Linked DNA regions of Homo sapiens: regions 2, 3 and 4 are each linked to region 1. Evidence: chromatin contacts called from ENCODE Hi-C or POLR2A ChIA-PET data. All regions are on one chromosome and are shown on one strand. The core of a region is the stretch at or near the end of the contact, and the rest is flanking DNA. Distances in the headings are between cores, read along the strand shown.

Region 1 (2,836 bases), core at 229-2,728:
GAAGACTGTGGCAAGGATCAAAGCTGCAGCTGCAGGTCCCTTTGAAGAGCCTTCTTTTTTTTTCTTTTTTTTTTTTGAAGACAGGGTTTTCCTCTGTTGCCCAGGCTGGAGTGCAGTGTTGTGAACACAGCTCACTGCAGCCTTGACCTCATGGGCTCAAGTGATCCTGCTGCCTCAGCCCCCTAAGTAGCCAAGACTACAGGTGCACACCACCACACCTGGCTAATTCTTGTATTTTTTGTAGAGATGAGGTTTTGCTATGTTGCCCAGGCTGGTCTCGAACTCCTGAGCTCAAGAGATTTGCCTGCCTTGGCCTCTCAAAGTGCAGGGCTTACAGGTGTGAGTGAGGAGCCTTCTTTACATGCTGTCTGACATGTCATTGTTCAGAACTTAATTACACGGTTGCAAGGGAATGTGGTAAGTGTAGCCTTTTCATAGGGTGCCTTGCAGCCCTTAATAACATCTGTCATTAGATTTCTAAATAATGGGTACAGTCTTGGCTATAAGAGTCATCAGTGCAAACAGTGTTTACAGCCATGGCATTGGACGATGACGTGATCGGCAGAGGAAGGGAAACCAATCACAGAGGTGCTCATCCACAGCTGTAACGTGCCTCTGGCTCACAGAAACATGGAGCACCAGAGCTTGGCTTGGCTTGTATTGGTCATTCTTTGTCTTATTCCTGGGCCATGCATTTTTATAGCACGTGTTTGTCCTTTTCCTTTTGACCTACTTTACCCTTATACAACCTAGTTGAGTTTTATGCACTCTTTCAAGAAGCCCTTCTAGAACACGACTGTGTATAAATAAATAACAAACAAAGCTTTGATCAGTCTTCCTCTGTCAGAATGGGGAAAGAAGGCGAAAGAAGTAGAAAAAGAGGAAGTAGAGGAAGGGAAAGGGGCAGGAAATGAGTGGAAAGCAAACTGAGTGATTGAGGAGATTTTTGTTGGGGGTCGGGGAGATGCCTCAGAGCTTGTGTATTTACATGAGTCATCTGGACACGCTGAAACCCAGTTTCAACTTGAAGGGTTCCTCTCCAACCAACTGCTTCCTGGGGTCTGTCTGGAGAGTTACCAGAAGGTAATCTTCAACTAGAAGTGATTATTAGGTGGGCATAGGCAGCTGTTGTTGGCAAAGGAAATGCATTTCTTTTTGCTTACCTGTGACCAGTGGTTTGAGTCTCATGGAAGAAGCTCTCAATGATAGAAACTGAAGTCAGTGCCACATATGTAATTATATAAAGAACTTTGTGATTGCAGCTCAGGAAATGGTCTGGGTTTCAGACGTCCTCTGTCCTCACTGATGATGGCTGAAACTGAGGGTTTCAAAGTCTCTGGTTGGTGCCAGAGGGTACAGTTGGGTACAGAAAAGTGAGGAAATACTCTGGAGTCAAATAAAAATGCAAGAAGCAGAGAGCTTTTGAGGATATACAATGTGACGCTTAATGTTTGTCTTCCTTAAATGTCCTCAGTGCCACCATGACTAAGTTCTGGAAACAGAGAATCCTGTTTTGATTCTGTGACTCAGAGGGCATAATATGTTGGCTCTTTGCCCTGGGGCCCAGGGTATCCAGTGAAGCAAAAACAACTAGGCTACAGCTGCACTTCCCTGTGCTGCATGCTGCAGGGGCTGGAACCAGAAAGGCCACAGGGAATCTGAGAAAATTCACTTCTCTTAAGCTTCTCACTATTTCTCCAAAGCAAAGACAGGAGGGCTGCTGCCAGGACTGTGAGAGTTTGTACAGTATTGTGGTGCAATTGCAAAAGGCGTGCTTTCTCCTGGCAGGTGCAGCCCCCACACAGGGCTCAGCATGTGGTTAGTGGAGAACAGGCTGGATTTAGGTCCCCATCCTCCCTCTCAGCAGAGCATCCCTGCAGAGAGAAAAACCCACACACCCACCCACCTGTGGTAGCGCTGGCTGCTACCTACTTCACACATCCTGCCTGATAAGGTTTGGCTGCGTCCTCACCCAAATCTCACCTTGAATTGTAACTTCCATAATTCCCAAGTGTTGTGGGAGGGACCCAGTGGGAGATAATTGAATATGGGGGCAGTTTCCCCCATACTGTTCTTGTGGTAGTGAGTAAGTCTCTTGAGATCTGATTTTTATAAGAGGTTTCCCCTTTTGCTTGGGTCTCATTTTCTCCCTTGTCTGCCACCATGTAAGATGTGCCTTTCACCTTCTGCCATGATTGTGAGGCCTCCCCAGCCATGTGGGACTGTGAGTCAATTAAACCTCTTTTTCTTTATAAATTACCCACTCTCAGATATGTCTTTATCAACAGCGTGAAAACGGACTAATACACTGCCTGTCACCACTGGGGCTGTCCCAATGCTTCATGCCCTTGGAGTGGTGGCCTCTGAAGCAGAGTTTAGTGTGTAGCATGTGTCTGAGGCGTGTGCTTGAGATCAACTCCCGTGGCAGGGAGACAGAAGGCAGGAGAGTGCGAGGGAGAAGTCAAACTGTGATGAAATCTGATGATGGCCTTGGGCAGCCCTGTGGGGAGCCCTGGAGCTAGAATGTTCTCCAGTGTTGGACCAAGCTGGTCAGGCCTGTATCCCTCTGTGGTTTAGGGTAAAGCCGCTCTTCAGCTAAGATGAGTCCTGAGTTGGGGCAGCTGACAGCTGACACCCAGCCACCAGCATGCCCAGTGGTGGGGGCAACAAGTCTGTCCATGAAGGGAGATATAGAAGGCATGTCACAGTGTCTGCCACACCACCCCAAGGCTGCCCTTTAATAACCTAGTTTTCTGCTTCAAGGCTTCCCTTGATATTAAATTTCATCAGAGTTCTACAGCATGCCAAGATTTGAGGGGCAGGATAAAAAAATCAC
Region 2 (2,836 bases), core at 121-2,620, 63 kb before region 1:
ATTGGTTTCATACAGCGTCCCTGATGCCTCCCAGAGGCCTCCTTCTTTCCCACTCCCACCACTATTGCCTCAGTCCAGGCCCTTCTACTATTTCCCCTCTGGCTTTTGACGCCAGCCTCCTGATCCCTGCTCCAGCCTGGCTTCTGAGCCAGCATCCCCCACACCATATCTTCAGTGATCTTTCAAAAACAGAAACCTGATGACCCTGCAGGCCTTCTTAAACTCTCTCAATGGATTCCCTGGATGTTCCAGGAGAAATACGCAAGCTCCGTGGCCCATCTCTGGCTATGGCCTCATCTGCACCCTTCACTCCAACCATAGGGACCACTTGTGCCCAATGCCCTGCATATTCAAGAGGTTCCATGCTCTCTGAACACACTTGCTTGGTCTAGAGAGAAGGTGTCACCTCCTTTCCAGCCTCCTCCAGGAGTCACCAACTTCAAGAAGCCTGCCTGCTTCTTTCTGAACTAAGGACCCCCTTCTGCTCCCACAGCACCCAATTAAGTTGCAGTCATAGCCATCAAATGTTGGACTGTAATCACCAGGTCACTTCTCTGTGTCCTTCATTAACCTGTGAGTTGGGGGAGGGCAAAGGTCTTACCCATTTTTGCAAGTTTGAAGTCTAGATTAAACTTGATGCTCCAAAAAAATTATGTGTGTGTGTGTGTTTGCTTTAATGAATGAATGAATTCTTAGAAAGTCAGAGGATTTGTTCAAACATAGCTTTTGTTGCAAATACCTTATTTGGGGCAATCCTCACTTCCTTGATAATACTTGTGAACATTCTCCCTTAAGTCACCTCCTAGTGAAAATATAGTTTCATCTTTTAGAATCCCTAATTAGCTTCTATGCCTTCTAAATATTCTGGGTTCCTTACACAGAGCTTTTCAAACTGTGGGTCCTGGAATCAATTTTGTGGATAAAGACCAGCTTTATTATTATTACTTTTTGATAAAACAGAAGTAGAAGTAAAAACACGAAAGTACATCCTACATAGTAAGAAAAAGCATTGAACCCAGGTATGGTGGCTCACGCCTGTAGCCTTAGCTACTGAGGCCAAGGCGAGAGACCGGGAGTTAGAAACCAGCCTGGGCAACATAGCGAGACCCTGGCTCCAAAAAAAAGGAAGTATTGTTTTCATGAAATCTTTTGTTTCAGTTCACTGTATTTATGAGTTGTATGTATTTATTGTATTTATGTGTGTGCAGGGTTGTTGTGTTGTCAAATGTATTCCTCCCTGTGGGTCACAGTTAAAAAGCTGAAGTGACAACTGCCTGAGGCAGTGCTGGAGCTGTGCTCACCAGAGAGCCCAGATTTATGGAGCTCTTGGAGAGGGGTACAGTTAAGCAAAGCTTGGAGAGTGAAACACAGTGCTCCCTCTGCAAACAGTAGGTGCTCTGTAAAGGCTTGTATGGCCTGGAGGTGGGTAAAAATGTACAAGTTGGGTGTGGGAAGTCCCCTTGGCTGGAGTCTATTGGGGAGTAGGCAGAAATGATGCTAGTGACACAGAGAAGGGAAGAGAGACTGGTTTGCTGCTAGATGCAGCCGTTGTTCTCCAAGGTTCCCAAACAAAGGCAAGAGGTACAGGGACGTGGGATTTCCTAATCCAGTTTTCAGCACGAATCTTCCAAGATTAAAAGTCTGTTATGAAGCTAACCTTCACTGAAATAAAAGTACTGCTTTCTCTGTGTTAAGAGTCGGAGATCTAAGAAGCCCAGGGCGGCCTGCAGCACTCAAAACAATGTGTTCTGTTAACCAGCAGAGCTTTCTAATCTCTGATAGTCCGCTAGTCTGGAAGGCCTATTGAGAGGGGCAGAGATGAGATAGGGTTATATAACAAAGAAAAATAACAAGCAGTCCTTAGAAAACTATAACCTTGATAGTTATGCCAAGTATTTCCATCCATATTAAAAGCCTTTAACCAAGGAACCTAGATCCAGCCCACAAATATTTAGAAGGGAAGGTTCTCACTCCCTAGTCTAAAGTTTAGAATCTGTAAAAGAAGGTTGCCATGTAAATAAAGAATACATATTATTGCTCCTCATTTGTTGTTGTTGCTTTAGTTATTCTGGTCTGGGCAGATTAGAAAAATTGAAACTTGGGCCAGGGGAATGTGGACTTAAAAAAAAATTTTTTTTTTTAAAGGGAGACAAATAGCGTGGGCCAGAGACAGCCAAAATTATAATAAAAAAAAATTCTGGAAGACAGCTTCTCTATTCTCCTACTTTTAAAAAGAAATACACTTAGCCATGAATATTATTATGGAATTATATTTTGAATTTGGAAGATGGACAAAATCTGAAAGAAATCAGACTGTGACAAGCATGAATTTTAACAAAACTTTAAAATGGGTTCCAGATTATTCAACTTCTTTAGTTTTCGGGATGGGAAATAAACAGGATGCTTTGGCAAAAAAAAAAAAGTGGTTTTGAAAAATTTCTGGAGGCTGAAATATTCTTATTCTTTGATATTATTTCTAATATCAGCCATGTTTCAGCCATTGAAACTAAACTAGATGGGTGTCAGTTGAATTTCTTTTTCTAAATACAGAGAAGACTTTTTAACTATTACTATACTTTAAATATAGTTTGACCACACCAAAACTCCTGCTGAAATTTGATCTCCAATGTGGCAGTGTTGAGAGGGAGATCCTAGTGGGAGATGTCTGGATGATGGGGGCAGATCCCTCATGAATAATAGACTCCCATAAGTTTGAGTTCTCACTCTCACTGGAATGCATTCATTCCCAAGAGAGCTGGTTGTTAAAAAAGAGTCCAGCTTCCTTGGTTTCTCTCTGTTGCTTCTTCTCTCACCATGTCATCTTTTTGCACACATC
Region 3 (2,836 bases), core at 197-2,696, 46 kb after region 1:
CTTGGCAAACATCTCCACTTGTGTAACCACTACCACAATCAAAATGCAGAACATGGCTGGGCATGGTGGCTCACACCTGTAATCCCAGCACTTTGGGAGACTGAGGTGGACGGATCACCTGAGGTCAGGAGTTCGAGACCAGTCTGGCCAACATGGCAAAACCCTGTCTCTACTAAAAATACAAAAATTAGGCCAGGTGAAGTGGCTCACACCTGTAATCCCAGCACTTTGGGAGGTGGACACGGGTGGATCACCTGAGGTCAGCAGTTCGAGACCAGCCTGACCAACATGGAGAAACTCTGTCTCTACTAAAAAAAAAAAAAACAAAAAAAATTTACCCAGGTGTGGTGGTGCATGCCTGTAATCCCAGCTACTCAGGAGGCTGAGGCAGGAGAATCACTTGAACCCAGGGGGCAGAGGTTGCGGTGAGCTGAGATTGAGCTATTGCACTCCAGTCTGGGCAACAAAAGTGAAACTCCATCTTGGAAAAAAAAAAAAAAGGCAGGTGTGGTGGCGGATGCCTGTAATCCCTGCTACTTGGGAGGCTGAGGCAGGAGAATTGTTCCAACCTGGGAGGTGGAGGTTGCAGCGAGCTGAGATCGCACCATTGCACTCCAGCCTGGGCAACAAGAGCGAAACTCCGTCTCAAAAAATGAATAAATAAATAAATAAATAAAGCAGAACACTCACATGTCCCTCTACAATCACCTCCCCACCCATACTGGCCCCAGGCAACCACTTTTCTGTTTTCTGTCACTCCAGATTAGTTTTGCCTTTTCAAGAATTTCCTATAAATGGAATCATATGTCATATTTTAAGCTTCTGTAAAACAAATGGAAAAGCCAGAGAAACCCCATCCATTGGAATGGGGTCTACCAGTGTGGATCTGGATATGCTTGGCCAGCTTTTCTTGGCACTGCTCAAATTGGAGATAGACTATCCTATAGGCACAGCTCTTGCTCTTCCCTGGCTCACGGTCCCACCACACTCTAGCTCAGGCTTCTCTCTGTGGCACTCTGTACTCACGGCGATTTCTCCCTCGCTTTTGGAGCTGCCTTTCCCTTCTTGGCCCACATCTACCAACTGGAAAAGAAAACAGAAAATGAAACCGCTGGAAAGGCATCTTTCCTGGAGAGTCTGCTAATCTTTGTGGAGAACCACACAGGAAGCATGTCCCCTCAGTTCTCACTGACATCCCAGATAATGTAAACTCCCCACTTCCTGTACAGCTGGCTCAGGAATTGGCCTCTCTGACACAATGAAGGAAGCTTCAGTTTCTCATTATTTAACAGTTGGACACCCACTTGCTCTCTTGGATCCTAGGGCTATCTTTCCCTCTTTTTTCAAGGGTTTTGTTTTCTTTCTTCATCTGGTTCACCTTCAGATTTAAGAAAGTGTGAGAGAGAATGATGGTCTAGTCTTTTCATCATTTCTTCTTCTCGCTAAACCTGTCTGGTTCTTCATCCATATGCGGAACATTTTTTATGACTGAGTAGACAGAAATGGGCTTCTGGAGCCCAGCTATCATTTGACATATTGTTGTTATTCTTCCCAGTAAAAACACTTCCACAAAAGAGCAACTGGTGGTAACTGAATATGTCTGCAGAAAAAAAGAAAATAAATATGCAGTACATTTCAATATGAGAACATTTTCCCTCCTCTGGCTTCCTGGAGTATATAGTGCAGGTGGCAAGGAAATATCCTTTGCCTTACACAGTATAAAGGCTAGACCAGCGGTTCTCAAAATGCAATCCTTAGACAGTGGCATCAGTGTCACCTGGCATATTGTTATCTATTGCTGCATCGCATGTATCCCAAAACTCAGTGGTGTTAAACACCAGTCAACATTTATTATTTCTCACAGTTTCTGTGGGTCAGGAATTTAGCTTAACTGGCTGGGGTCCCATGAGATTACAGACAAGATGTTACCCAGAGCTGTGGTCTCATCTGAAGGCTCTATGAAATCAGTTTCCAAGGTGGCACACACAGGCGGCTGGCAAATTTGTGCCAGGTGTTGGTGAGATGCCTCATTTCCTCCCTAGGTTGCTCACGTGTCCTCCAGACACGAAGGTCTGCCTTTCCCAGAGGGTGTGATCCAAGAGAGAGGGTGTGGAAACTGCTGTGCCTTTTAGAGCCTTGTCTTAAAATCACATGGCCATCTATTAACATCAAACATAGTTAGAAACAAGTCATTTAATCTAGATCACACTTAAGGGGAGGAAAAGAAGTCTCCACCTTTTGAAGGCAGGAATGTGAAAAAGGTTGTGGACATATTCTAAAAATTACACACCTGGCCAAGAAATGCACTTTCTTGGGCCACACTCCAGACCTACTGAATCAGACACTGTGGGGCTGGGTCCATCAGTCTGTTTTCACAAGCCCTCTGGGTGATTTTGGTGCTGGCTAAAGTTGGGGAACGACCAGGTTGGACAAAAGGACACTAAGAAAACCTCAACTCACTTGTAGTGAAGCCTCACCAGCCAGGGCTACCTTCTAGAATCTAGAAGCTGAGTTTTCATGAATCCACTGAGAGATAATGGCCTTACTTCAAGTTCATCTATAGCAAAGGTACAGTAGGCAGAATGATCCCCCACGCCCCCACAATGTCCATGTCCTAATCCCAGAAACCTTTGACTATGTCACCTGACATGACAAAAGGGACTTTGCAAATGTGATTAAGTTAAGTATCTTGAGGTGGGATATTAACCTGGATTATCCAGTCGGGCTCCAGTTAATCAGAAAGGATTTTCATAAAAGAGAGACAGGAGTTAGATGGAGGAAGGGGCCATGAGCCAAGGAATACAGCCAAGCCCTAGAAGCTGGAAAAGTCGAGACC
Region 4 (2,836 bases), core at 106-2,605, 46 kb before region 1:
GGGAATTTTCTGGGGTGAAGGAACTGTTCTGCATCTTGACTGTAGCGGTTGCTTACTTGAGTATATACACTTGTCAGAACTCATCAGATGTACATTTTTTTTTTTGAGACAGAGTCTTACTTTGTCACGCGTGGCTTACTGCAACCTTGAACTTTTTGGCTCAAGGGAGCCTCCTGTCTCAGCCTCCTGAGTAGCTAAGACTACAGGGGTGCACAACCATGCAGGGATAATTTAAAACAATTTTTGTTTTTTTTTTGTAGAGATGGTGTCTCGCTATGTTGCCCAAGTTGGTCTTGAACTCCTGGCTGCAAGCAATCCTCCTACCTCAGTCTCCCAAAGTGCCGGGATTACAAGCATACATTTTAAATGGTGGTATTTTATTGCACTAAAATTTTACTTTGATAAAGTTGATGAGACAAATTGTGAGTAAAATACATATAAGGAGTAACAATTTATGGGAAATCTCAATCTGCAAAACAGGCTTTCCTCTGCCGATGCCCTGTGGACTTGGTGGGAGACCTGGCCGGCATCCACTCTCTCACCCATCTTGAGACCTCATTGTTAGTGCTAAGTCATGAGACAAGCTAGGAATTCTGTTTCAGCTCTTAGTTGAGAGACTTTCCCTCCTCTTCTCAGCCCTGGTATGATTTCTCAGGCTGTCATCTCTTTTTCCCCCACCTTTCCAGAACTCCTAGGGATTTGAGCAGCTCATTCTTGCCCAGCCCACTTCTCACTGGAGGGCCAGGTCTTTTCCAAGTTCACGGAGAGAGAAGTGAACTTTTACCTTCATTTGCCCTCTTTTTCTCTTCTGCTCACTACTTTTTCTGTCTAGGCCCCCTAGTCATGTCCTATTTCTGCTGGGCTCTTCCAGACCTTCCTGCCCACTCAGTTCTTCACTTCCACCCCCAATTCCTGTCCTAATGTCACCGTGGCACAGCTCATGAGAAGTTTCAGGAGCTACCCTTTGATTTCAGAGTGACTCAAGGACTCAGGAAAGAGGGGATGACCCCAAATGAACCAGCAGCCAACCAGACAATGCCTGGTGTGTTAAGGCTTTTCAGTAAGCACTTCCTTCAAGGAATGACAGTTGGCCTTGCCCCAAAAGAATCTATTTAAATGTGATTACACTTGTGGTTTCTTCTTATTTCTGCAGGACAGAGTTGAAACTCCTCAGTGGTGCCCACTGGGCCATCACACTCTGGTCTTTGCACATGCCTGGAACCCCGGCGATCTCTTGTTTCTCCACCAAGGGAACTCTGCTTGTAACACTTTAAGCCTCAGCTGAAAAGTGGTCTCCTGGGTGAAGTCTCACCTGTGCACCCACCTGAGGGTGAGTCAGCTCTGCTCCCCTGGCTCTCACCGCGGCTGTTATAGCATTTACCGGAGTCCCACAGTGACTCATTTGTCCATCACCCTCCCGACAAACCTTCCAGCTTCTGAAGGGCAGAGACAGCATCATAATCATCTTTTATAACTCCCGTGCCTAGTGCTACTCCCAATCCCTAGTAAGCATTCAAATATTTCTTACTGCAGTGCTTGGGACTGTCATAAACACAGAAACTGAATAAGGCTTCGTGTTTCCATCGCCTGGAACTTGCAGGCCAGAAGGAGAGCTAAAACACTCATATAAGTGTAATGCAAGGTAAAATGGGATGTAGGAGGCACTAGTTTGAATATTGGGTAGAACTAGAACTGCAAGGGAGAAAGATTCAAGTTAGAATAACTGGCACAGAAGTTTGCATTTACCTAACAAAATTGCTAATTATTAGTGAGTGTCTTCTCTGTGCCAAGGACCAGGTTAAACATTTTTTTTTTCTTTTAGGACCAGGTTAAATATTTACCTCCTGTACTAGTTCCCTGTGACTGCTGTAAGAAAGTGTCACAAATTAGGTGGCTTTAAACAGAGAAATTTGTTCTCTTATAGTTCTGGAGGCTAGAATATAAAGTCAAGGTGTCAGGCCGGGCACAGTGGCTCACACCTGTAATCCCAGCACTTTGGGAGGCCAATGTGGGACAATTGCTTGAGGCTGGGAGTTCAAGACCAGCCTGGTCAACAGAGAGAGAACCTGTCTCACGCCTGTAATCCCAGCACTTTGGGAGGCTGAGGCAGGCAGATCACGAGATCAAGAGATCGAGATCATCCTGGCTAACATGGTGAAAACCCATCTCTACTAAAAATACAAAAATTAGCTGGGCGTGGTGGCACACGCCTGTAATCCCAGCTACTGGGGAGGCTGAGGCAGGAGAATCGCTTGAACCCGGGAGGCGGAGGTTGCAGTGAGCCGAGATCGTGCCACTGCACTCCAGCCTGGCAACAGAGCGAGACTCCATCACAAAATAAATAAATAAATAAATAAATAAATAAATAAATAAATAAAAATAAAAAATAAAAAATGAGCCAGGCATGATGGTATGCACCTGTAGTCCCAGCTACTCAGGAGGCTGAGATGGGAGGATTACCTGAGCCCAAGTTAAAAGCTACTGTGAGCTGTGATCATGTCACTGCACTCCAGCTTGGGTGACAGAGCAAGACCCTGTATCAATCAATTAATCACTAAATAAAAATGAGTGAAAACCAAATTAAGTCCAGGTGTCAGCAGGGCCATGGCCCTTCTGAGGGCTCTAGAGAAGAATCCTTCCTCATCTCTTCCAGCTTCTGGTGGTGGCCACCCTGCTTGGTATTCTTTAGCTTGTGGCTGGTTCACTCCAGTCTGCTGCCTCCTTCATCACATGACCTTCTTCTTTGTGTATGTGGACATCTCTGTGTGTGTCCTCCCCTCTTCTTATGAGGACACCAGTCATTAAGTTTAGGGCCAACCCTAATCTGATAGGATCA

Evidence for each region. Hi-C counts contacts between places; a loop is a spot of excess contacts on that map. ChIA-PET counts read pairs that join two places held with the same protein, here RNA polymerase II (POLR2A). Pooled maps may share reads with other maps.
Region 2: a loop to region 1 is called in a map of PC-3, with 4 times the contacts of the local background. The contact joins two enhancer-like sites. A Hi-C loop is called at or near these places in 17 of 168 maps with a recorded cell type or tissue (IMR-90, MCF 10A, PC-3 and 13 more) and 19 of 50 pooled maps. POLR2A ChIA-PET finds 5 or more read pairs at or near these places in 5 of 52 experiments (MCF 10A, PC-9, SK-N-SH and 2 more).
Region 3: a map of endothelial cell of umbilical vein shows a loop between it and region 1 (5-fold over the local background). The contact joins two enhancer-like sites. A Hi-C loop is called at or near these places in 18 of 168 maps with a recorded cell type or tissue (Caco-2, Caki2, Calu3 and 14 more) and 15 of 50 pooled maps. POLR2A ChIA-PET finds 5 or more read pairs at or near these places in 7 of 52 experiments (AG04450, BJ, H1 and 4 more).
Region 4: a map of PC-3 shows a loop between it and region 1 (12-fold over the local background). The contact joins two enhancer-like sites. A Hi-C loop is called at or near these places in 8 of 168 maps with a recorded cell type or tissue (Calu3, MCF 10A, PC-3 and 5 more) and 1 of 50 pooled maps. POLR2A ChIA-PET finds 5 or more read pairs at or near these places in 4 of 52 experiments (MCF 10A, activated CD4-positive, alpha-beta T cell, activated naive CD4-positive, alpha-beta T cell and 1 more).

The regions. Positions count from the first base shown.
Region 1 is chr10:29,802,818-29,805,653 of GRCh38, forward strand. No RefSeq gene overlaps it. Among named protein-coding and RNA genes, the nearest start is that of SVIL, 170 kb to the left of the region's middle. Within about 2 kb of position 1,479, at least 19 of the 41 ENCODE cell types and tissues checked have a DNase peak (open chromatin) inside an H3K27ac peak, as active enhancers do; they include IMR-90, PC-3, PC-9 and 2 more, where a contact is called at or near this core.
Region 2 is chr10:29,739,446-29,742,281 of GRCh38, forward strand. No RefSeq gene overlaps it. Among named protein-coding and RNA genes, the nearest start is that of SVIL, 110 kb to the left of the region's middle. Within about 2 kb of position 1,371, at least 4 of the 41 ENCODE cell types and tissues checked have a DNase peak (open chromatin) inside an H3K27ac peak, as active enhancers do; they include tibial artery, where a contact is called at or near this core.
Region 3 is chr10:29,848,550-29,851,385 of GRCh38, forward strand. No RefSeq gene overlaps it. Among named protein-coding and RNA genes, the nearest start is that of JCAD, 210 kb to the right of the region's middle. Within about 2 kb of position 1,447, at least 5 of the 41 ENCODE cell types and tissues checked have a DNase peak (open chromatin) inside an H3K27ac peak, as active enhancers do; they include IMR-90 and endothelial cell of umbilical vein, where a contact is called at or near this core.
Region 4 is chr10:29,756,721-29,759,556 of GRCh38, forward strand. No RefSeq gene overlaps it. Among named protein-coding and RNA genes, the nearest start is that of SVIL, 120 kb to the left of the region's middle. Within about 2 kb of position 1,356, at least 8 of the 41 ENCODE cell types and tissues checked have a DNase peak (open chromatin) inside an H3K27ac peak, as active enhancers do; they include PC-3, PC-9 and endothelial cell of umbilical vein, where a contact is called at or near this core.